Linked DNA regions of Homo sapiens: all the other regions are linked to region 2. The links are chromatin loops, found by intact Hi-C in ENCODE. Cell type or tissue: GM12878. All regions are shown on one strand. Links, peaks and the distances in the headings refer to the core of each region. The heading gives the core; the rest is flanking DNA.

The links. Peaks named below come from ENCODE experiments on the same cell type or tissue, not always from the same donor. Only the 100,000 strongest peaks of a DNase experiment are listed, where the experiment ranks them.
Region 1: a loop joins it to region 2, with 15 times the contacts of the local background. A loop is called at or near these places in 6 of 110 quality-filtered maps.
Region 3: it touches region 2 in a loop (5-fold over the local background); 11 of 110 quality-filtered maps call a loop at or near these places.

Annotation. Positions count from the first base shown.
Region 1 is chr7:51,063,720-51,071,252 of GRCh38, reverse strand. All of the region lies in intron 7 of COBL (cordon-bleu WH2 repeat protein), which reads left to right. Among named protein-coding and RNA genes, the nearest start is that of COBL, 250 kb to the left of the region's middle. In GM12878, for the core only: a CTCF peak has its summit at 3,401 (motif pointing right); a DNase peak (open chromatin) is centred at 3,425.
Region 2 is chr7:50,088,906-50,096,438 of GRCh38, reverse strand. ZPBP (zona pellucida binding protein) reads left to right here and starts at 3,193. Exons shown (of 8, transcript NM_007009.3): 1 at 3,193-3,371; 2 at 6,730-6,810. The coding sequence starts at 3,245. LOC124901630 (a long non-coding RNA gene) reads right to left here and starts at 3,160. Exons shown (of 2, transcript XR_007060321.1): 1 at 2,709-3,160; 2 at 2,098-2,624. It overlaps SPMIP7 (sperm microtubule inner protein 7), which reads right to left and starts at 556. Exons shown (of 9, transcript NM_001161834.3): 1 at 1-556. The coding sequence starts at 353. RefSeq lists silencers at 3,100-3,259, 3,340-3,389. In GM12878, for the core only: a CTCF peak has its summit at 3,773 (motif pointing left); a DNase peak (open chromatin) is centred at 3,718; H3K4me3 peaks cover 593 bases.
Region 3 is chr7:50,464,189-50,471,721 of GRCh38, reverse strand. It overlaps DDC (dopa decarboxylase), which reads left to right. Exons shown (of 15, transcript NM_001082971.2): 12 at 1,551-1,649; 13 at 4,407-4,508. Among named protein-coding and RNA genes, the nearest start is that of FIGNL1, 18 kb to the right of the region's middle. In GM12878, for the core only: a CTCF peak has its summit at 3,518 (motif pointing left); no DNase peak of the experiment used is centred there; H3K27me3 peaks cover 298 bases.

The sequences.
Region 1 (7,533 bases), core at 1,340-6,339, 970 kb before region 2:
TTTCTGACTCAGCTTAGAACCCATCCCTTGTTACAGGTCATTTCTCCTCCTTATAAGCCATGTCTGTTTCTTTTTTCCATCATGTCATACACCCTATCCACAAAAGATGGTAGCTCACGTTTTCTAACTAGAGACGTGCAGGCAAGTTGAGAGCATGAAGAATCCCTTGGGAATACCAATTCTGTAGCAAATGCTAAGGTAAAAGAAAAACTATGCATTATTTTTCAACTATAGTTGGCTTAAATTCTTAGTTTCACCCTGGAGACCATGTTGCCAGTGGACAATTGAGCATGCTGTGATTTATAAAATGCAAGCTAGTTTATATGATAATGTTTGCCATCTCACTTTACCAGTACTGTTGACCTTTTCATATGATTCTAAAATCACTTACTTGTAAATAAATACTCCTAGTTCTGTAGATGAAACAATTTGGAAAAGTCGTTACTGTTTACTCACTGACATTTTATTTTAGCACCCATTATAATCAGTCACACATCGCATCTGTGTTTGTGATGCTTATCAACTGTTAATTTTCACAGTTTTCATGCTAATTTGGATCCATAAAATGATACAGTTTGTTCACAACTTCCATAGCTCATGTAATGTAATTCAAAACGTTTCCACGTGCAGACTAACATTTCCCATAACAAAACAAACTTTTCTACCATAGGGATAAGAGTGCATCTTCCAAAAATTACAAGAGAAAGTGAGGGCCTTTCAAACAAGTATTCAAGATGTCTTGAGTCATCATAACCAATTACAGATTATCCAGACCCAGAAATTAATCCACATACAGAGCACTTGCTTCCTCTGGCTTCTCGGAATTTTGTGTGTGTGTGTGTGTGTGTGTGTGTGTGTGTTTTAACTGTTTCATCCTTCATACCCAAGGAATGTGGAGCAGGAGAAAAACCCAAAATAGCTTTTGCACCTTATTAGTCACCATGGTAAAATGACAACAAGCAAACTTCAAACACTTCAGTGAAGACAGAGGTTCAAGTATTAAATAAAATGAGGCTCAGGAGTTATCTGTATATTTTTGGTTTCTTTGCTTTATTTGTCACCAATAGCAACGCATAATTGGTAACCCTTTTGCCGAATAACTCCCTTTGCTGGAAGTTTTGTGATTTAAATTTACTGTTACTTCTGTGTTGATTTTACCCTTAAAGGCTTTATGTTATAACCCTTCTTTTTCCTTCTTATTAAGAAAATAACAAACTTTTATTACGTGAACGAAGCTGCATAAAATAAGGCTCTGAGTATATTTTTCAGTAAAGGGAAAAAGAAACCCCCCCAAAAGAGATTAGATCTATTGAGATTATTTAGACTGGACACACTGTTTCCTGGTTGATAAATCTGCTACAGGGCTTCAGGGCAGGAAGTGAGGAGAAAAAATAACCAAAACATAAAACCCAAACGCAAATGGAATAGTCAGTATCTATCATACTTTCTTCTTTGGCCCATAAGGGACAAGATTTAAAGAGTGGATGCATCCTTTCCTTGTATGTTTTGTGTGAATAAGAAGTGGTAGGGAGGAATATAAAGACATCCTGAATCACACAAATCATCAACCACAGGATGGAAATGGATGGCAGATTGCCATGTCTAGCCCACACACACATCCTCTCTGCCAGGTAAAGTTGCCAATATTAAAAGTCAGATTTGGCTTGAAATTCTGGTTCTTCCTGGAATGTGTAAAGAGCCTTCCCAAAGGGCTCACATCCTTCAAGTAAGCCTTGAGCATAGCTTGGCAGCAGGTGCTCCCTGAGCACAGGCCGGCACTTGCCATGCACTGCGGAGCCCACCAATCCCACAGCTAACACCCAGGCTAAGAATCCAGTATTTTCAGGCTCATGTTTTTCCAAAAAGAAATTTAAAGGGAAAGTGATTATGTCCTATAGTCAGGAGCCTGAGAGGACCAGAGAGGCAGATGCAGCACAAACTTACAGAGTTGCTGTTCCAACAAGAGAAGTGTAGTTGGTGGTGGAAGTAAGCATATTTGTATCTCTGGCCTGTTTCTGCCTCATCCCTGCGCCCTTCGCTTGGCCCTTCTCTCTCAATCATTTCTCTCTCCTACCTGGTCTCTCATATGGGCAAACCCCGAATCTGCACCCACAGTGGTGTATTGGCAGAGCTGTGCAGGGAATGCCCCAGAAGGCAAATTACCTTTCATGTCTGCTGGCTCCATTCTGCCCCTTTACATTGTCATTGTCATATTAGTGAGGATTGGGTGCGATCAGGCCGAGGGCAACGTTTTGATGAGCTGGAACTGTCACTCACTGCACAAGTGGCCTACATTTGGAGTCTTCAGGCTCCATAGCAGAAACCTTAGATGTGAAGAGTGAGTTACTTAAGTTCAATAAATATAAAATAATAGTAAATGGTTATAAATTGAGACGTTTAGCTTCTAGTAGGAAAACTACAAGTCTCCATTTAATATTGCAAAGTGAAGTGTAGGAAGAACATTGATGGGGATTTCTGGGTTTTATGCTATTTTTTATATTTCACAGCTTTATAGGAGTGTAATTGACACACAAAAAACTGCATATGTACAAAGAAAGTATATAATATAATCAGTTTCGACTCTTGTATACACCATGAAACCATCACTCACCATCGAGTAATAAACATCCATCACCCTCAAGTTTCCTTGCATCCCTTAGTCATCATTTTTAATCTGCGTATGTGTATGTATATGTGTATATGTACATAAGACATGCACACAACTATATATATTACTTTATGACAGTACTGTACATCGAATGGGAAAGTTAGCAAAATATAGGTTTTAATAACAAATCCTAAATTAATTGAGAAGTAAAACTTCATTCTAGCTAATTGGGAAATTGTTTAAAAGGAGAACATTAAGTGTTAAAATTGATGACCCTAATGATAAAGCGAGTATTTGATCTGAGGAGAAAGAAAGCTGGTCGCAGCATTTTAATAGTCATCTGAATGCATCCTTTGTGAAGTGAAAATGTGGGGATGTGAGTGCACATACAACCTTTGGAACTATTTCTCCCCTATCCAAGTTTTCAAGAGGAAACAAAGGTAATTTCTCCACTTAATTTTCTTCTGCTAAAGAAGCATGAGTGTGTTCTTTAAACCATGTTTACCAAAAGTAGCTGAGAGGAGGTCAGCCCACCGCCTCTGCCGCTCAAGCCTGGCTTGAGAACCGCTGACCAGGATTGCTGGCTCTAGTCAGGAGCCCAGCTGCCAGGCTGGGGCTAGGCAGCGGCAGGCACCAGGGCAGCATCTGTCTTGGGCTCCACTGCAGTGGCCAGCTGCCCACTGACCCTCACTCCGTCTCTGCCAGGTTAGCAAGCAGTCGAAGGGGCTGCTTATTTAAGAGACAAGAGATTCTTGGATGACTTTACCCGCACATTTCAGCCACCAGGGGGAACCCTGATTATCCCATTGATAGACAGAGTTGAAGAGAATGGAAAGAAACATACAAGAAGTTAACATTGGGGCTTTGCTGCATTTATGCCAATATTATGTTGCAGCTAGTCACACAACAATTTAGTGACTGTAATTATAGGATTGAGTTCTCTCATTTACAAAGAGGGGAAAGTGAGTCAAGAAGAGTCTAGTAACTTGCCTAAGATCATGCAGCTAAGAAGGGTCTGTGCTCAGATGGCTGACTCCCCATCCTCTGTTACAGTGTGACTAGTGGTTCTAAAAAGGGATGTGTGTGTATGTGTATACATGCACACATACATGTGCATACATGCATGTGCACCCATGGTGCATGCATATCTAGACTCATGTACATGTGCATAGATGTATATACAGTGCATGTATGCATACCCACACAATACATGTGCACATTGTGTATCTTAAACATCTATGCATACATACACAAGTGTGTACAAAATATTTGTGTATATATACACATGCATACATATATGCCTACACATGGTGTACATATTCATGTTTGTATATATTCATGCATACATGCACATCTATATACATTTGTAACTTGTGTGCAAATATACATAACACGTGCGTGCACTCATACATCCATGTGTATACACTGTGTGTGTGTGCCTGCACGTGTGTGAAGATATGAGGCCAAGGACAGTATGTGGCTATATTAGCTTGTTGCTGCCAGTATGCTTCCCCACCCCCACGCCACCCCACACACAATATATCTCTGAGCCTGGTGCTTCGGTCACTGGCAGGCTTTGCAAGGATTCTGAACTTGTCCACTTTGGCCTCCCAGAAGTTATTGTCAGGCCTCTTGTTTGGTGCCTAATTTATGACTTGGAAGAGATTTAAAGATTAAAGAGAATATGGCCAGTTAGTTGTTTAAATGAATAGTCTTCCATAGTTAGATAGGGCAGAAATCCAAATCAACCATGTTAGTAAACTCAAACCTCATCTTTCGTCTCTGCCCTTGCACTTATGTCTGCCTCCATCTGGCTATTTATTAGCCAGGAGGCACCTTGCCATGAAGGAGGTGGCCTCTGCTTGAGTGCAGACTGCACAGTGGGACTACAGGAAGGTACAGCCCATGGAGGGGTGGGGGTCTTAGTCTTCATAGATTCGCTGCCAGCGGGGTCGGGGCAGGAAGTGATGATGGCTAAAGTGGCACCCCCTTCCCATGCACTTTTCCTGGAGTAACCCTTAAATCTATACCACAGCCCTATGAGGTCACTGCTGTTGTTATCATCCTCATTTTACAAATAAGAAAACAGCACGTAGATGATAAGAAACTTGTCTGCAACCAAAAGCAAGTTAATATTTAAGCCAGGACTTGAACCTTGCCAGTCTGGTCCCAAGCACCTGCTTAACTTCCATATCCCTCCTCCCTACTCTGTGTCCTGTTAGTCTGTAGGGAGGGCTACAAGGCTCTAACCCTGCTCATATCTCCCCAGGAAGCCATTCCCTGTGTCCACAGAGGAAGGAGAAAGTGGAGGAGGTGGTGCGTGCTGTTTGAGCTTTATGGGAGGATCTCTCATGTGCAAGCCCACCTAAGCCCACAGCCAACAACAAGTATGGGGCTGCACAAAAATACCAGGAAGGAGGGGCTTGACTCCAGAGGAAGGAAGATCAGAGGACACCACAGAGACTGAGACAGTCACCATGTGTGGGCCTGTCAAGCCACAGACACTGTCGTGGACTTCAATTACTTTAATATTTTCATCACAGTGCGCAGCAACACAGTGCACTGATATGTTAGTCTGCTAGGGCTGCCATGATATCATACCACAGAATGGGTGGAAATTTATTCTCTCACTGTCCTGGAGGCTGGAAGTCCGAGATCAAAGTGTCGGCAGGGTTGGTTTCTCCTGAGGCCTCTTTCCTTGGCTTGCAGATGGCTGCCTTATCCCTGGGTCTTCCCTTGTTGTGTGTCTGTGTCCTAACATTCTCTTATAAGGACACCAGTCCTGTTGGATGAGGCCTCCACCCGAATGGCTTCATTTTAACTTAAACATCGTTTAAAAGACCTTATCCTAATAATGTTACATTCTGAAGTACTGGAGGTTCCGACTTCAACATATAAATTTTTAGGGAACACAGTTCAGCCCATAGCACCTGGTGTGCATTAGCCTGTGTGCTGATGACGACAGAGGCTGGAGAGCTTCTGTTGTACCCAGGTGGATGCACAGGGGAGACCCGGACTCTGACTCCAGGGCTTGGCCCTGTTGGAGGCCTGGGCCCTGCCACCTTTCTGGCAAGCTGTGCTGATTTTGCCCAAAGCTGGCTGTAGCCCACCCTAGCCCAACACTGTATGTGAACCACCATTCCTGCGTGCATTCGGCCTCTGCCCTGACTTTGAATTTCCTCCTTGCCCCTACAGTTTATGGAGCAGCTGAAGCTGTGATAAGACTTCTGAGCTTGCTTCTGAATACCACAGCCCCGGGCACAGCAAAGCCAAGAACCCTGTGGATGAGTGAGGGCCGCAGTTCTCTACACAATCCTGAAATCAAGTGTTCCTGTTTCTCTTCCTCCTCCCCATTTCCCCAGTCACTGCTCAGCCTTCTCTTGGGTCTTTCAAGCATTTGTGAATGCATGTGCACACTTAGACACACACACGCACACACACACAACCCATCTTGTGTCTTACCTACCTCTGAAATATTGGCATTTGGGAGACAATCCCTAATCAGCTAACACTTGTTTTTTTCTATCCTCTGTGTGCTTGTTAGAATACTGTGAAGGTGTTTTCTATGGACCGACTTCTAAATGTTCCTCCTGAAATCAGTGTTATTCACACAGTTCTAATGTAATGAATTCTGTCTGTCTGAAAGCTTGCCATATTGTCCCTGGTTTCTCCCAGCTAATAGAGAGGAAAATGAGCCTGAATATGAACCCGTCACCACAGACCGCACTGCATCCTTTCCAGGCAGCAGGGCCCTGGAGACTGTGCTCAGGCCTGGCAGCCTCTGTGTTTCACTTAGGCTTGTTTTGCTCAACCCAGGCAAGACTTTTAAAATTGTTTGAATAAGCTGCAGCATCAGTATGCTTTTTTAAATTGTGATTTAAAAAAAAATATAAAATGTCCCATTCCTTCCATTTTCAAATGCATACTTCAGTAGATTTAAGTATATTCACAATGCTGTGAAACCGATCTCCAGGACCTCATCGTCCTGCAAATCTGATACTCTACTCACTGAACAGCAACTCCCCTTTGCCTGCTTGTCTTTTTGCGCCTGGCTTATTTCACTTAGCACAATTTCCTCGAAGTTTATCCATATTGTAGCATATAACAGAATTCCCTTCCCTTTTAAAGCTAAATATCTTTCAAGTATATGTATAGACCACATTTTCTTTATCCATCCATTGTCAGTGGACATTTAAGTTGTTCCCGCTTCATGGTTATTGTGAATGATGCTGCACAGGTATGCAAATATCTGAGACTCTGCTTTCATTTCTTGGGGATATATACCTAGAAGTGGGATTGCTGGTGAATCCAGCATATCTTTGCCTGAAAAAAAAAAAAAAGCCACTCAAGCTGAGTTAATGCACAGGGATATATATGGGATCCTATACTGCACCTATAGGGGTTGTGTCAGCTCACTTACCCCACATCAGCCACATGCGAGTTCCTGAACCAATCACAGTAGCCAAGGGAGTGCCACACACCCATTGGCTTAGGCCAGAATGCACTGATCAATTGTCAGGGAGAACAGGATTACTGTGTTTGATTGGATAATCAGGGTTCATCTCCCAGACAACCAGGTTGCTCCACAAAGGGGATGGGGCAGAAAGGGTGCTGAGGGTCTTGCACTGTCCAGAGAAGTACATAGCATGGGGCTAGAGCCAGGCTGCATGGACTCAGGGTTTGGGTCTGTTACTGGGTGATTTCAGGCAACTTGCTTAACTTCTCTGTGCCTGAGTTTCTTCATATTGAAAGAAAAAGTGCTTTTGAGAATTACACATACAAATACATGTAGAACATTTAGAAATGTTTCGGGGGCTGCTGGGTTGGAGTCAACAGATCCTAATTATTATGAAAATAGCCATAATTTAAAATGCAGAAGATCGTGCATTAAAATCTTGATTTCTTCTTTTTAAAAAAAGTTAGAG
Region 2 (7,533 bases), core at 1,153-6,152:
TCAGCATCACCACCAGGACTCATAAACCCTGAACAGGAATCACCTAAGGTCACATCATCCCGAAGTGGAAATAATGGATAATGTGGCCCATATGGTGGGGGATAAGGATCATGTAAATGATAGTCTGGCAAAACTGAAGGGGGATAAGGGTGAAATTTAAGAAAAGCAGGGTTGCATTTCTTTTCAAACCTGCCATAGTTATGTCTGTTCTCAAGACCTTTCACAAAAGGCATGTTCATTTTTCTTAAGAGATCACAATAGTGTGGGTAATCTATATTCTCAACAGTTCCTGAAAGGATGGACCTTTTAGAGATACTTATCTTTCCAGGTGTGTCCTGAATTTCTACATCCATGGCCTTTTTCTTTAGAATTTTTGATAACTATAAAGTATTTCTGATAATTCCTTTATATTTAACTATATAAACTCTATTGCCAATAACTAAAGATCTGTGTTAAACTAGTATAAAATTGACACAGCTTTCTAAATGTTGGCAGATAATTTTGTTTTTCTTTTTAAGGCAAATATTTTCCTCCACCAAAGGAAGAATAGGGCAATGAAGGAACATGACATAAGGAGAATAAAGCAGAGCCCTTGTTGCCTGGCAACGGCTAGAATTCTTAACACATTGAACCATTTATTATGTACATCACAATTCTTAAGAAAAACAAAAATAGCCTTGGTACTAATATTTCCATGATACTTTTCTCCCCAGTGCTCAGGAAAGCTGTGTTCATTTACTTATTTTAAAATTTTTCCATAAGTTGGTATTTTATGGGTATAAAATATATTTAAGGAGTGTAAATAAAGCAGTTAATTCAGTGACAATACATTTCTCAAAAGTATATATGTGACTACAATTAAGTATTTATATATATAACACTTGCTATCTAATTAAATGTAAATCTAAATGCACTACAAAATATAAACATTACTAAAGTTAAATTGGTACATCTAATTTTTTTTTTTTGGTGGAGTCTCACTCTGTCGCCTAGGCTGGAGTGCAGTGGTGTGATCTTGGCTCACTGCAAGCTCCGCCTCCCAGGTTCACGCCATTCTCCTGCCTCAGCCTCCCAAGCAGCTGGGACTGCAGGCGCCCGCCACCATGCCCGGCTAATTTTTTGTATTTTTAGTAGAGATGGGGTTTCACTGTGTTAGCCAGGATGGTCTCGATCTCCTGACCTTGTGATCTGCCCGCCTCGGCCTCCCAAAGTGCTGGGATTACAGGTGTGAGCCACTGTGCCCAGCCCTAGTATATCTAATTTTTAAGAAAAACAGAAAATTATAATGAAAGTACAGGTACATCTTTACATGCCCTAAATTATCTTTACTTCCCTTAAATTTGCCATGGTGTCCAGAGTAAGAACAGTAAGAGTTTTAAGTTCATTTTAGGAAACCACAATGGGTATCAGTTAACTGTCTACACACAAAATATCATTTAAATCACTAATGTATTGGTTCACTTAAAAGCTCTTTCACCTGGATAATTTCATCTTGCATGAACTACTATAAGAGGAAATGCAAATATTAGAATTTGGGGTAAAAGTTCACATCATCCTTACTGCAGCAAAAATGTTAAAACAGGCAAGATTCTAGCTTTGAAGAGTCAGGCACATAATCGTTAATCAGGCCAACTGTCAAGGGTGATATGTTTGGTACAATCAGAATGCCTATGCCCCATTGAAAGTCTTTACAATTTTGAGATATACTATTAAACAAGTGAGATTAAATTAGGTGGTTAGGCTGTCAGTTTTAAATCCTTCATCCAGATCATAGCATATCAAGTGACAGTTTTTAGTCCACCCATGATCACTCATTTCTTCATATCAAAAGTGATAACTCACTTGTAATTAGGCATTCTACATTTAGTTGCTCAAACTTCATTCTTCAATGTATTTAAACCAACTGCTTAAGATTTATTTCTATCACAGCTCTGCTCCCATTAAGTAAATCCTTCCAGCAGCAGAAAAGTAGAGGCATGAGTCTCTTTCAATTTCTCTAAAACAAGTTCTAGCTATAAATGGCCTCTTAGGCTGTGTATGGGAAAATAATAACCCCCATAACTTTGTACTTAGAATGGATCCTTTACAAGAGACAGATTAACAAGAGAAAAACAGATGTTTATTAATATATTTCATTTATATATGAGGAACACCCAGAGAATGAGTAGTTCTCAAAGAAGCGTCTTTGAATTCCAGCTTGTATAGCATCTTCAACAAAGACTAGGAAATTTTTAGAGATGTGACAAAGGAAAAGGACTCTGAGTCTCTACAGGCAGTAACTTGGGCTAAGCAAACAAATAGCAGACAAAAGATGGTTTAAAAAAAGCTAATATTAATTCCTCTGATATCATTTCAAGGCTAATGAGGGTCTGACGCTGTCTTCAGTGGTTAACCTTTGTTCTCCCTGGTAAAGGAGTGGGGCAGGATACCTTTTCTCTTTCTAATCTATGTCTTGCTTCTGGGTAAAAAGAGGGCAGGTGGACAGCTCTCCTGCATCTGCTGGTTCTTGTCTTCAGGGCAGCAATCCTTCATATTTGAGAAGGTATATTCTGGTCTCCCACACAGGATAGATGGTTTTGTATGTTTTGCTGAATTTAGGTGACACTATAAGATGATCTTCCGGTCTATTTTAGAAAGTAAATTTCATCTATGGTTATTTCCTCTGTCCTTCCATCAAGCTTCTTTCTGAGGCTAAAGGCCTTACTTACCTTTAATTCCCACTAAGTGTGTATTGCATTTATCTCCCAATTAAGTTCCACACATCCATAAAATACTATCTGCTGACATTACTAGATCAAAGCAGTCCACTGAGGGCTTTACACGTCTTAACTCATGCATTCTCACTATCTGTTGTTCGAAACTGGGCCCCACATCTACCACCTGGCTCATAAAAAGGGCTTTTCGATCATAAACGCTATGCAAAGGTAAAAGCACGGGATTTGGGGCCCAACGATTCTCTCTCAGCTCTAGGATCTTGGACAAATCACTGATGTTCTTGAGGATGCCCTGCGTGGCTGTGTTGTCCTGAAGGCCCGGGGGCTGCACAGCACAGTTGGCGCGTGTAGGCCCCACCAGCTATGTGGAGACACAGGCTGACCCCTAGTCTACCACCCCGGCGGAAGTGGGAGCACGTCCATCAGGTCCGTTGTTCCGGTCCTCCGCCCGCCAACTTCCGGCTGCAGGTGGGCGCGCGTTGCCTAACGACCTTCCGCGCGGACGGTGGGCAGGCGACGGCGGCGTGTGGATGGAGGCCTTCGCCCTTGGCCCAGCGCGGCGGGGCAGGCGGCGGACCCGGGCCGCCGGCTCCCTGCTCTCTCGGGCCGCCATCCTCCTCTTTATCTCCGCCTTCCTGGTGCGGGTGCCCTCATCAGGTGAGGGTCCGCGCCGCCCTGCCGGCTCCGCAGGGACAACCGCAGCTTCCCCCACTCTTCGAATTGCCTTTTCTTGTGTCACGTGCATCCGTTTTATATAGAGACACCTTGCTCACTAATACGTGACAAGAAAGGCTTATTTTTTATGGAAGTCGTACAAAGTCACTCTGCATTTGCATAGAGGAGTGAATGACAGGAAATTAAGGTATAGATGGATCACTACGTCACCCACAGTTGAAGTTTTACAATTAAATTGCTTTGTTGATAAACTCCCCAATTCAGTCCATGGGTCATCTGCCAGGTTTGCATTTCAGTGTGTGAACTCTGTAATGATGAGATCAGTGTCTTTCAAATAGGCAACCTGCTGCTTTCAAATTATCCGTGATGGTGGAGCGCCATCTATTGGTTTTAGCTGTGAAATACAGGAAATAATGCGATTTTAAAGTTTTGACCTCTAAAGAATTGAAGTACTTTTCTATACTGTTTTAAAAATACATGTAAGATACTGATGAACAAACACTGACGAAGGATGTGAAAGTTTAATTGAACTGTTATTTAACTAGAAAGGTTTTGGCTGCATTCTAGACTCAAAATTCTAGACCCAAAATTGATAAAATCACAGAGATTTGCTTCAAATGAAAAAAGTTGTTCAAATAAGGAATAATGAAAAAAAGAAGTCCTCCAAGAATATAAATGTAAAAGGTTTGTGGAGGTAGGTAGGGGATAGGGGAGGAGAAAGGAAACAAATGGAGTGAATAGAGATTTAAAAATCAAAGTCCAGGCATCAGGAATCCAAAGATTATTCTTCTATAAGTATATGAATAGCCGATAGCCATCAATTGCCATGTAGGAGAAAGATGCTTCTTGGATATGGGTCGTGGTCGTGTATTAGGTGTGAAAGGGTTTTTATTTTAAATTTTTACCTGGTGATCTTTTGATGAAATAATAAGATTAGACCTATGAGATATAAGAAATAGAATAAGCAGTTAGTATCTTGTAAGTGATGAATAGTGAAGGCCTCTTATATAGCATTTTACAATTTATACAGTATTCTCATTTTCTACAGTAACTGTAAGGATGGAATTATTATTAGTCCCATTTTACATATAAGAAAACTGAAGCTCCTAGAGTTTAAAGTGATTTTCCTAAAACCAGTAAGTGGCAGAATTAGGATTTAAACTCAAGTCCTCTGGCTTTGATACCACATCCTTTTCTTTGCACTTTGCTATTCCTGTCTGCTAAAGGCTATTTGGGTATAATGCTTTATTGCATTTTTATACTGCCCCTCACACTATTATGCCCATCACATTTGCTCATTTAACAATGAAGACTATCAGAATATGTTTCACAATTATTATTTAATATTTACAATGTGCAAGGTATAGTGTTTGATACTGATTCTTGATAAGTTAACATAAACATTGATCCCACTATCAATGGAGCTTATAATCTAATAAGGAAAATGGTATGTGTGTATCAAGAACTATAGTATAAGCCGATGTCTACAAGGGTTTTTCTGATATTATCTTCTAGAATTTTTATAGTTTCAGGTCCTAGATTTAAGTCCTTAATTCATCTTGAGTTGATTTTTATGTAAGGTGAGAGATGAGGATCCAGTTTCATTCTTCTGCATGTGGCTTTCCAATTATCCCAGCACCATTTAGGCAAAGATTTCATGTCCAAGAACCCAAAAGCAAATGCAACAAAAACAAGGACAAATATGTCGGACTTAATTAAACTAAAGAGCTTTTGCACAGCAAACGGAACAGTCAGCAGAGTAAACAGACAACCCACAGAATGGGAGAAAACCTTCACAATATATACATCTGGCAAAGGACTAATATCTGGAATCTATATCTAGAATCTACAAGGAACTCAAACAAATTAGCATGAAAAAAAACCCCAACAGTCCCATCAAAAAGTGGGCTAAGGACATGAATAGGCAGTTCTCAAAAGAAGATATACAAATGGCCAACAAACATATGAAAAAATGCTCAACATCACTAGTTATCAGAGAAATGCAAATCAAAACCACAATGTGATATCACCTTACTCTCGCAAGAATGGCCATAATCAAAAAATAAAAAAAAAAATAGATGTTGGTGTGGATGCAGTGAAAAGGGAACACTTCTACACTGCTGGTGGGAATGTAAACTAGTACAACCACTATGGAAAATTGTGGAGATTCCCTAAAGAACTGAAAGTAGAACTACCACTGGATCCAGCAGTCCAACTACTGGTGTCTACCCGGAGGAAAATAAGTCATTATATGAAAAAGGTACTTGCACACACACGTTGATAGCAGCACAATTCACAGTTGCAAAAACATGGAACCAGCCCAAATGCCCATCAGTCAATGAGTGGATAAAGAAACTGTGGTGTATGGTATATGTGTATATATATATGTGTGTGTGTGTGTGCATGTGTGTGTGTATATATATACACATATATACACATATATACGCATATATACGCATATATATACACAAATATATACACATATATATGCATATATATGCACACATATATACACACATATATATACACATATATACACATATATATACACTCATATACACACACACACACACAAACATAAATATATATATGGAATACTACTCAACTATAAAAAGGAATGGATTAATGGCACTTGCAGCAACCTGGATGGGATTGGAGACTATTATTCTAAGTGAAGTAACTCAGGAATGCAAAACCAAACATTATATGTTCTCATTTATAAGTGGGAGCTAAGCTATGAGGATGCAAAGGCATGAGAATGATACAATGGTCTTTGGGGACTCGGGGGTGGGAGAAACGGTGGGATGGGGGTGAGGGATAAAAGACTACAAATTGGGTTTAGTGTTTATTATGTGATGGGTATACCAAAATCTCAAAAATCCTTACTAAAGAATTTATGTAACCGAATACCACCTGTTCCTCCAAAACTTAAGGAAATTAAAAACAAAGAACTATAGTACAATGTAGAATGAGTGTTATTAAAAAGGTGCTGGTGATGTACTGTGGCAGATAAGAAGTGCTAAGGACAAACGAGGTTTGAAGGAGAAGGGACTTGTGATTTGGGTCTTGAATGGTGGGAGATTTGAACTTCTAATAATGAAGAGATTATTCTAAATGGCTTTAGAAAAAATCAGAGGTGAGATATAATATGGAGAAGCAGTACGTAGATTAAATTTATCAGATCATCTGAGGGGGAATAGAGTTGGAACAGTGATATCAACTGTCAGAGGAGATTGAATTATGGCTCTCCCCTTCAACCAATACCAAAGATACTGTAATAGTATATTTGAATATTTTAGAATATCTAATGAGACAAATTGTTGATCTTTTTTTTTGATAGTTGGACACTTGGTTCGATTACCAAGAGCTTTTCGCTTGACCAAAGATTCAGTGAAAATAGTGGGATCAACAAGTTTTCCAGGTATTCATAAATATATTTTCACTAATTTTTAAAAGTTATTAGCATTTGTTTAAATTTATCAGTCTTCTCCAAAAGGCTAATGCTCTTCATTTATCCTAGTCTCCTAAGGCCCTTTTCTTTCTACAGAAGTGGATTAAAGTTGTTTGCATATGGTTAGACTCATCCAGTTCTAATACTATATGCTATAACTACATAAGTATACAAAGAATAATTATTTCTAAAAGTTATCTAAAGTTGCCTGTGTGGATTTTTATTATATAATAATTAGCTATAATATTAAATGTATATAGTGCAAATATGGTAATACAAATCATACATATTTTGGATTCAAAGATTTGCAGTAGTCACATGAAGTATGGCAACTACAACTTGTTTTGGTGGTTTTTAAGTTGTGGCAAATTCACATGCCATAAAATTCTTCCTTTAAAGTGCACAATTCAATTGTTTTTAGTATATTGACAAGATTAGGCAACCATTGCCCCTATGTAATTTTACAACATTTTCATCACCCCAAAAAGAAAGACCTAATCCATTATGCAATCATTCTTCAGCCCTGAAAACTACTTATCTACTTTCTGTCTCTATAGGTTTGCCTGTTCTGGAAATTTCATATAAATGGAGTCATACACTATGTGCCCTTTTGTGTCTGTCTTTCACTTAGTATGACGTTTTTGAGGTTCAGCCATGTTATAGAGTGCATCAATACTTCATTCCTTTTTAGGG
Region 3 (7,533 bases), core at 1,340-6,339, 380 kb before region 2:
GGTTCGGCTCAGGCTCTGCTGCATGCTGGCTTGGTGACATTGGGCAAGTCACTCTCCATACCTGCTTTTGCTCCAAGAAAGTGGGGATCCGAACCCTTGTTTACAGTGCTGCTAGGAAGCTCAAAGGAGATAATGTGTCAACACACCGGGCAGGGCCTGGTGTGCAACTGGGGGGAACCACACTGAATGCCTGAGTCAGAGGTTGGGTCCCTGTTTCCCTTTTGACTTGAGAAGCTCCTGCAGAACCATGGCTCTGGGCCCTTGAGCTACTTCTCTTGTGTTCAGAAGCAGTTGCCACCTGTTCATTCCACCCACACTTTATTTTATTTATTTATTTATTTTGAGATGGAGTCTTACTCTATTGCCCAGGCTTGAGTGCAATAGCGCCATCTTGGCTCACTGCAACCTCCGCCTCCTGGGTCCTGCCTCAGCTTCCCAAGTAGATGGGATTACAGGCATGTGCCACCATACCAGGCTAATTTTTGTATTTTTAGTAGAGAGAGGGTTTCATCATGTTGGTCAGGCTGGTCTCAAACTCCCGACCTCAGGTGATCCACCTGCCTTGGCCTCCCAAAGTGCTGGGGTTACAGGCGTGAGCCACCGCATCCGGCCTTCACCCACACTTTAAAAAACACCTGCAAGCCCTCCTACTGGGGAGCAGTGCGGGACTCAGGACTCCGGCTAAGCAGTCCCACCCGGCAGATGGCCCAGCTGCGCTAGAGTGTCGCGCCTGGCTGCACTGTGTCACCCAGGCCCAGTAGGGAGCTGGCTCAGCTCTCCTCAGTGTCTCCTTTATAGCTGAAATAGAATATGACTGTTAAGATGACCACACAGTGCTGCTATGCTCACTTCCCAGCAGTCTCCTCGTCCCAGTCCTTCCTTACTCACTTCACCACATCTCCATCCCTCAGTGTGTGGGGGCCGGTCAACTGACTGGGTCTGGGAAAACCAGAGGAAGGACAGGGAAAGCTTCTGGAGCACCAGCATGGAGACACACATTGTGTCTTCTGATGAGGGGTCTTGGGGTCACTCCATGGTGATCAGTAGGACCAAGAGGGAACCAGTATTGCTCTAGAAAACAGTGCCAGAACATCTGGGGCAGAAGTGGCAGACAAGAGCAGGTTCTGGCTCCCTCCTTCCTCGTAGGCAAGGACATCAATGAAAATTACCCCCTTATCCCCACTGGATGGTGAGCTCACTGGGGGCAGGGCCGTGTCTTCCCTGTTTGCTCACCACGGAACCCTAGGGGACAGCCCAAGGTCTGGCCCTGCTGTGCATGCCGCAAACACCTGTTGAGTGAAAACAATGAACATCACTGGCTCCCAGGTCAACAGTCCCCATCTGTGTTCCTTTCTCTTGGAGATTTGCAAAGAAAGCCTCTGCCCACATCACCGAGGGCCCTGCCATCCAAGACAGGCCATGGCAATGGGAGCAGGTTGGCCACCAGGGAATCGGCTGCCTCCAAGAGAAATAGGCGAGCCGGTGAGCCGAAAAGGAAGCCAGCTTTTAATATCTTCCTCACTGATGGTCTGTTTCATGTTTCATTTCAGCATTGGCAGATACCACTGGGCAGAAGATTTCGCTCTTTGAAAATGTGGTTTGTATTTAGGATGTATGGAGTCAAAGGACTGCAGGCTTATATCCGCAAGGTGACTTTGTTTTTATTATTTATCACGGTAAAATTGCGGAGGTCTTTCGGGACTTTAGAAATAAATTCAAATTTTTTTTCTTTTTTTTTTTTTGAGACAGAGTTTCACTCTTGTCCCCCAGGCTGGAGTGCAATGGCACAATCTCAGCTCACTGCAACCTCTGCCTCCTGGGTTCAAGCGAATCTCCTGCCTTAGCCTCCTGAGTAGCTAGGATTACAGGCATGCGCCATCATGCCCAGCTAATTTTTGTATTTTAAGTAGAGATTGGGTTTCACCATGTTGGTCAGGCTGATCTTGAACTCCTGGCTTCAGGTGATCCACCCACCTCAGCCTCTCAAAGTGCTGGGATTACAGGTGTGAGCCACTGCACCTGGCCTTCAAATGTCTTAATAAGCAAATACATGGCAAGAGAACCAGACTGTAGTTTGGGTTGTTGAGATGAGGTTATTTATAAGATCTGTTAAGTCACTTTCGTTAAGATTGCAGGTTATCAGGTCCAGGAAGATGGTCACAGTAGAAACATCACATAGGTTGTGCTTTAGCCACATCTAGCCAAGAATGAAGTTCATTGAGCAATGGCAATTATGAGAACATAAGGACTGTGTTTTTCTCCCCCAAAATTGCCAGAATAAGATAGATATTCCCTAGTCCAGTGGTTCTCAGACATGCTTCCAGACCAGCAGTGCCGGCCTGCAGTGGGGCCCAGCAACCTCTGTTTTAACAAGCAAACCAGACACCTTCTCTATGCACTAAAATTTGAGAACCACTTATCAGCTCCAAGCCCCACTCCCCTGCTTTTTTTTTTTTTTTTTTTTTTAAAATAACAATTGGCTGGGTGTGGTGGCTCACGCATGTAATCCCGGCACTTTGGGAGGCCGAGGTGGGCAGATCATGAAGTCAGGAGTTCTAGACCAGCCTGGCCAACATAGTGAAACCTTGTCTCTACTAAAAAAAAAATACAAAAAATTAGCCAGGCATGGTGGCAGGCACCTGTAATCCCAGCTACTCGGGAGGCTGAGGCAGAAGAATCACTTGAACCTGGGAGGCAGAGGTTGCAATGAGCAGAGATTGTGCCACTGCACTAAAGCCTGAGTGACAAAGCAAGACTCCGTCTCACCAAAAAAAAAAAAAAAAAAAAAAATGAGGAAACTGAGTCCTGAATATGAGCCTGGATCTGCCTAGAGCCACCCGTTTAGCCAGCTGCAGAAGGCCTGCTGCTGTTCTGCTGGCTCTCTCTGATCCTGGTGTCCTTCCTAAGCTGTGGCCTCATCTTGATGGACAGAGGTCCCCAGGCTTCATGGGAACAAGCACACTTATGATATTCAGCCTTAGTGATGGTAACAGCCCTCCATTTTAAGTCCTGTTGCCACTTCACAACCAGGTGTGCAGGGGCAGGTGTCCCCAGCCACCTCCTCTGTGGCACAGCATATATAAACACATCCATCTGCAAGCTTCATAGAATGCCTAGGATGTGCCATGAACTGCCTACTCCCAAAGCTTCGGTGAGGACAGTTCCAGGAGCTGCCGAGCACTATGAGGACCTGTTTGGGGGCGAGAACTGGGAAAGGAGTATGTATATGAATTCCTGGGTAGGAAATCCCCCTCTACCCATTTGAGACGAATTCAGCTTTTTTGGGGAAAGAAAGCCAAAAAATAAGGGATTTATCTCCCCACAATGATGACGTCTTTAAGCTCAAGGACAACTAGTTATGATCATGCTGGCTCCTGTTTAAAACACACTCCACTTCTTTCTTAAAGGGGACCCAATCCTGCCTTAGGAGCAGAGTCCAGCGATGCTCAAAGCCTGTCTCCTTGGGCGGGAACCGGCTTTCGGGATCGCCCATGAGGCCGAGGTCTTTGGCGCTCTCTGGTGGCATGACGAGGAACCACTCGTATGACACGTGTTTTTGTCCCAGCCACCCCCTGCCCGCGAGGCGCCGCGTTTCCGCAGGTCCTCCCCAGCACCTGCAACATGGGGGCCCTGCTGTATCCGCGGGCTTAGAATGAGCAAGGCACGGGCCTACGCCACGGAGGGCTCCTTCTCCTAGGATCACATGCTGTCTGAATAGCTTCTGAGTTCTATAACTATTTGGAAGTGAAATAAGGTCAGTGTGATATTCAATGAGAGGAAGGCCGTTTCTGAATGTGACAGAGCGGACAGGATGCCCAGCTCTAGGTGGCAAACGCGGAGGAGGAGCAACAGCTGTGGCAGCCACAGAGCTGCAGCTCCATCAGGCTGCCTTAGAATCCTAGCTCAGCCAAGGCCTCCGGGTGCACCTTGGGCATGTCGCTCACCCTCTCCCAGCCTGTTTTCTTATCTCCAAAATGGGGATAATCATGATATCTTCTGTGTTGTGGGCTGTCCTGAGGATGCCGCAGTGGTGAGCGCTGGCACCTCAAGCACAGAGGAGCAACTCGATGGGCATTAGCCATTGTCTCTTCCAGAATGATCAAATACCTCCTCACGGTGTTTATTCTAACATTATAAAAGACAGTTTGGGTGGGATAAGAATAGTCCCATGAACAGAAGAAAATGACAATTGGTGTTCTGAGGACACTAGACCTGTGCTAATGTAGGGAATGAGTTTCTTAGCCTGCCTGGAAACAGCTGGTCAGTGAACGGTAAAAGCACTTGAGGAAAATTGCCAAGAGCGTCTAAATGAATTATACATGGGCAGTCTAATAAGGTTTTCTAGGTAGTTAAGTTCTGAATTAAATGGCCATGAGAAAAACAGATTTTCCCTTTCCTCTTTGAAGCATGTCCAGCTGTCCCATGAGTTTGAGTCACTGGTGCGCCAGGATCCCCGCTTTGAAATCTGTGTGGAAGTCATTCTGGGGCTTGTCTGCTTTCGGCTAAAGGTTTGTCTACATCTATTCCATTCTTCATTTTCTGTGAATGTGACAGAGGGGAAAGTGTTGTTCATTACCTCCATGCTCAAACACTGGCACTGGCTCTCCAGAGATGGCAGAGCAAAGCCTGCATTCTTTGGCCCACCGGCCTGCCCTGCCCCATGCTACACAGCCTTGTTTCCACGCACAGCGGCTGTTCCCGCTTCCTCAAGCCTGCCATGAGACTTCTAACTTACATAGCTTATTGGCCGCAGAATCTTTACCATTTTTCCTTCCTCAAGGCTCCATCCCACACCTCTGCCACTGGCCCTCCTTGGAGGACAGCGGCCTGTCCATAGCCTCACTAATCTGAGTGTCTTCTGTGGATCAACAGCATCAGCATCATCAGCATTGTCTGGGAGCTCCTTAGAAAAGCCAGTCTTGGGCCCCACCCTAGAGCTGCTGGCTGCGCACCTTTACAAGATGCCCACACAGGAGTCTGTTTGACACTGTGTTGTGGCGTGCTGTTATTTTGCTGCCTGATGCTGTGCATTCACCAGGTGAGGGCAGGCTGGCCCACACGGGTTGGGGCATAAGCCATCTCTACTGAGAATCATGATACAGTTCTCAAAAAGGCTCTAAGATGCACTGCACACATGCCCCTTGGTAATCTCCCTTGTGTACACAGAGCCAGGTGAGACCAAATGCTCTGTTTGGTTTATAAGGTTTTTTTTTTTTTTTTTTTTTTTTCTTTTTGGAGACAGAGTCTCCCACTCTGTTGCCCAGGCTGGAGTGCAGTGGTGTAATCTCGGCTCACTGCAACCTCTGCCTCCCGGGTTCAAGTGATTCTCCTGCTTCAGCCTTTTGAGTAGCTGGGATTACAGGTGTGCGCCACCACGCCCAGCTAATTTTTGTATTTTTAGAGATGGGGTTTCACCATGTTGGTCAGGCTGGTCTCGAACTTCTGACCTCGTGATCCACCCGCCTCAGCCTCTCAAAGTGCTGGGATTACAGGCGTGAGCCACTGCGCCCGGCTGAGGTAGCTTTTAATTCACAATCATTTCAAGCCTTTCCAGGAGGCTTCCTTGTTCAAATTAAAGACAGCACTCAGGAGAAGGAGCAGGCTGGGGTCAGTGTCATTGTCAAGGGGCTGCCAGTCAGAGTGTGGCACTGCCACTCCACCTACTATGTCCTTTTGCCTCACCTGACTCTTGGAGCTCTGAGGCGAGGAGGAGCTGCAGCCGTGGGAAAGCCTGCAGGTAGCAGAGCAGGAGAGGAGACTTGAGCCCTTGGAAGAGCACAAAGTGATGAGACCTGGGAGGTGCACAGAGGACCGAGAGGGCAAGACACGCTCTGGATGTTTGTGGGAGGAGCCTCAGTCCATCCATGTCCAGGATGTGTCCAGTCAACCAACCTTAGTGTTGGCATCGTGCTTATTAGACTCATCTGCTGTCAAGCAGTTGTTTTCATTCTTGTTTTTGTTGACAGTTTTCTTCTAGGACTTTTATATTCTATTTTTTTAACAGTTCTATTGAGATATAATTCACTTTGTTCATTTAAAGTTAACATTTGGGCTGGGCGTGGTGGCTCACGCCTGTAATCCCAGCATTTTGGGAGGCCGAGGAGGCCAGATCACTTGAGGTCAGGAGTTCGAGAACAGCCTGACCAACATGGTGAAACCTCGTCTCTACTACAAATACAAAAATTAGTCAGGAGTGGTGGCACATGCTTGTAATCCCAGCTACTCGGGAGGCTGAGGCAGGAGAACCACATTGAACCTGGGAGGCGGAGGTTGCAGTGAGCTGAGATTGTGCTACTGCGCTCCAGCCTGGGCGACAGAGCAAGACTCTGTCTCAAAAAAAAAGGCTACGTTTGAGTATTTTTAGTATATCTACAGAATTGTGCAGCCATCACCACAATCTAATTCTAGAACATTTTCATCCCCCTAAAAGAAACCCCACACCCAGTCATGCCACTTTCCCCATCCTCAGGGCTACTAATCTGTTTTCTGTCTCTGTAGGTTTGTCTATTCTGGACATTTGTATAAATGAAAACATACAACATATTGCCTTTTATGACTGTTTTCTTCACTTAGCATAATGTCGTCAAGGTTATGGCTTTTATTTTATTTGCATAATTTGTAGATGCCACCAAACCCATCTGTGTACTGGTTTCTGTCCATTCTTCTCTCATGCCATATAGTGAGTCCTCTCATGAAGGAAGTCCAAGGCATTTTTCAGCTGACAAATGTTTCCTTTTGTAAAACTTTGCTTGTGCCTCCAGTCTGCAAATCCAGTTTCTGGAGGAAGCGCGTTAGTCAAACACTGTGGCTCACTTTTCTGCCTCCATATCTGCCATCTTGGCCTCACTCTCTCCTGGTCTAATCCTCTCTAATCTGAATTTCAGGTCCTCTCATGCTGAATGCTTCAGTGTGTCATGTGGCTCTTTACTAAAGCAGAAGTGATGTTGCTATGGCATCACGGTCCCTCTCCCTCCATCCTCATTATGGCCAGAACTTGCTTGGTCTCCATCTGTGTGCACTCAGCCTACTTTGTTCATTGTAATTGTCCCACCTCTGCTAGGCTTCTTGCCTCTACTTCATGGAAGTACTGCCCTATCCAGTCTGTTTGAAAATGGCAAGCACATTTTTCCTAAATAATTTGCTTCCATTTTCTGTGCTCTATACTTTGCAGATGTTTGCTCTCATACTGAGTCTTTTTGGTAAAATTCCATTCCCTTGGTATGATAATTTCTTTTTTTCTCTATCCTCATCCTTGAGTCCTCATCCAGATTCACCCAGCCTTGGTGTTCACCCACGGTTTCCAAATTTCCTCTGGCCCATCACTGTCTACCTGGGCACAACAGGAGCAGGGCACTCAGGCCCATAGCTAGAGGCCAGGGGATTTGCACAGCTCTATGGCCAGGTGCCAACATCCAGCAGGTGCTCGTCTGAGGTGGTTCCATGCAGTGGATAGAACTCTCTCCTTCCCACTCATCCTCCCTGCTTCTCCACTCTGAAGACAGGGCCACGAAGTGCAGTCCTGTGAGGTTTGGG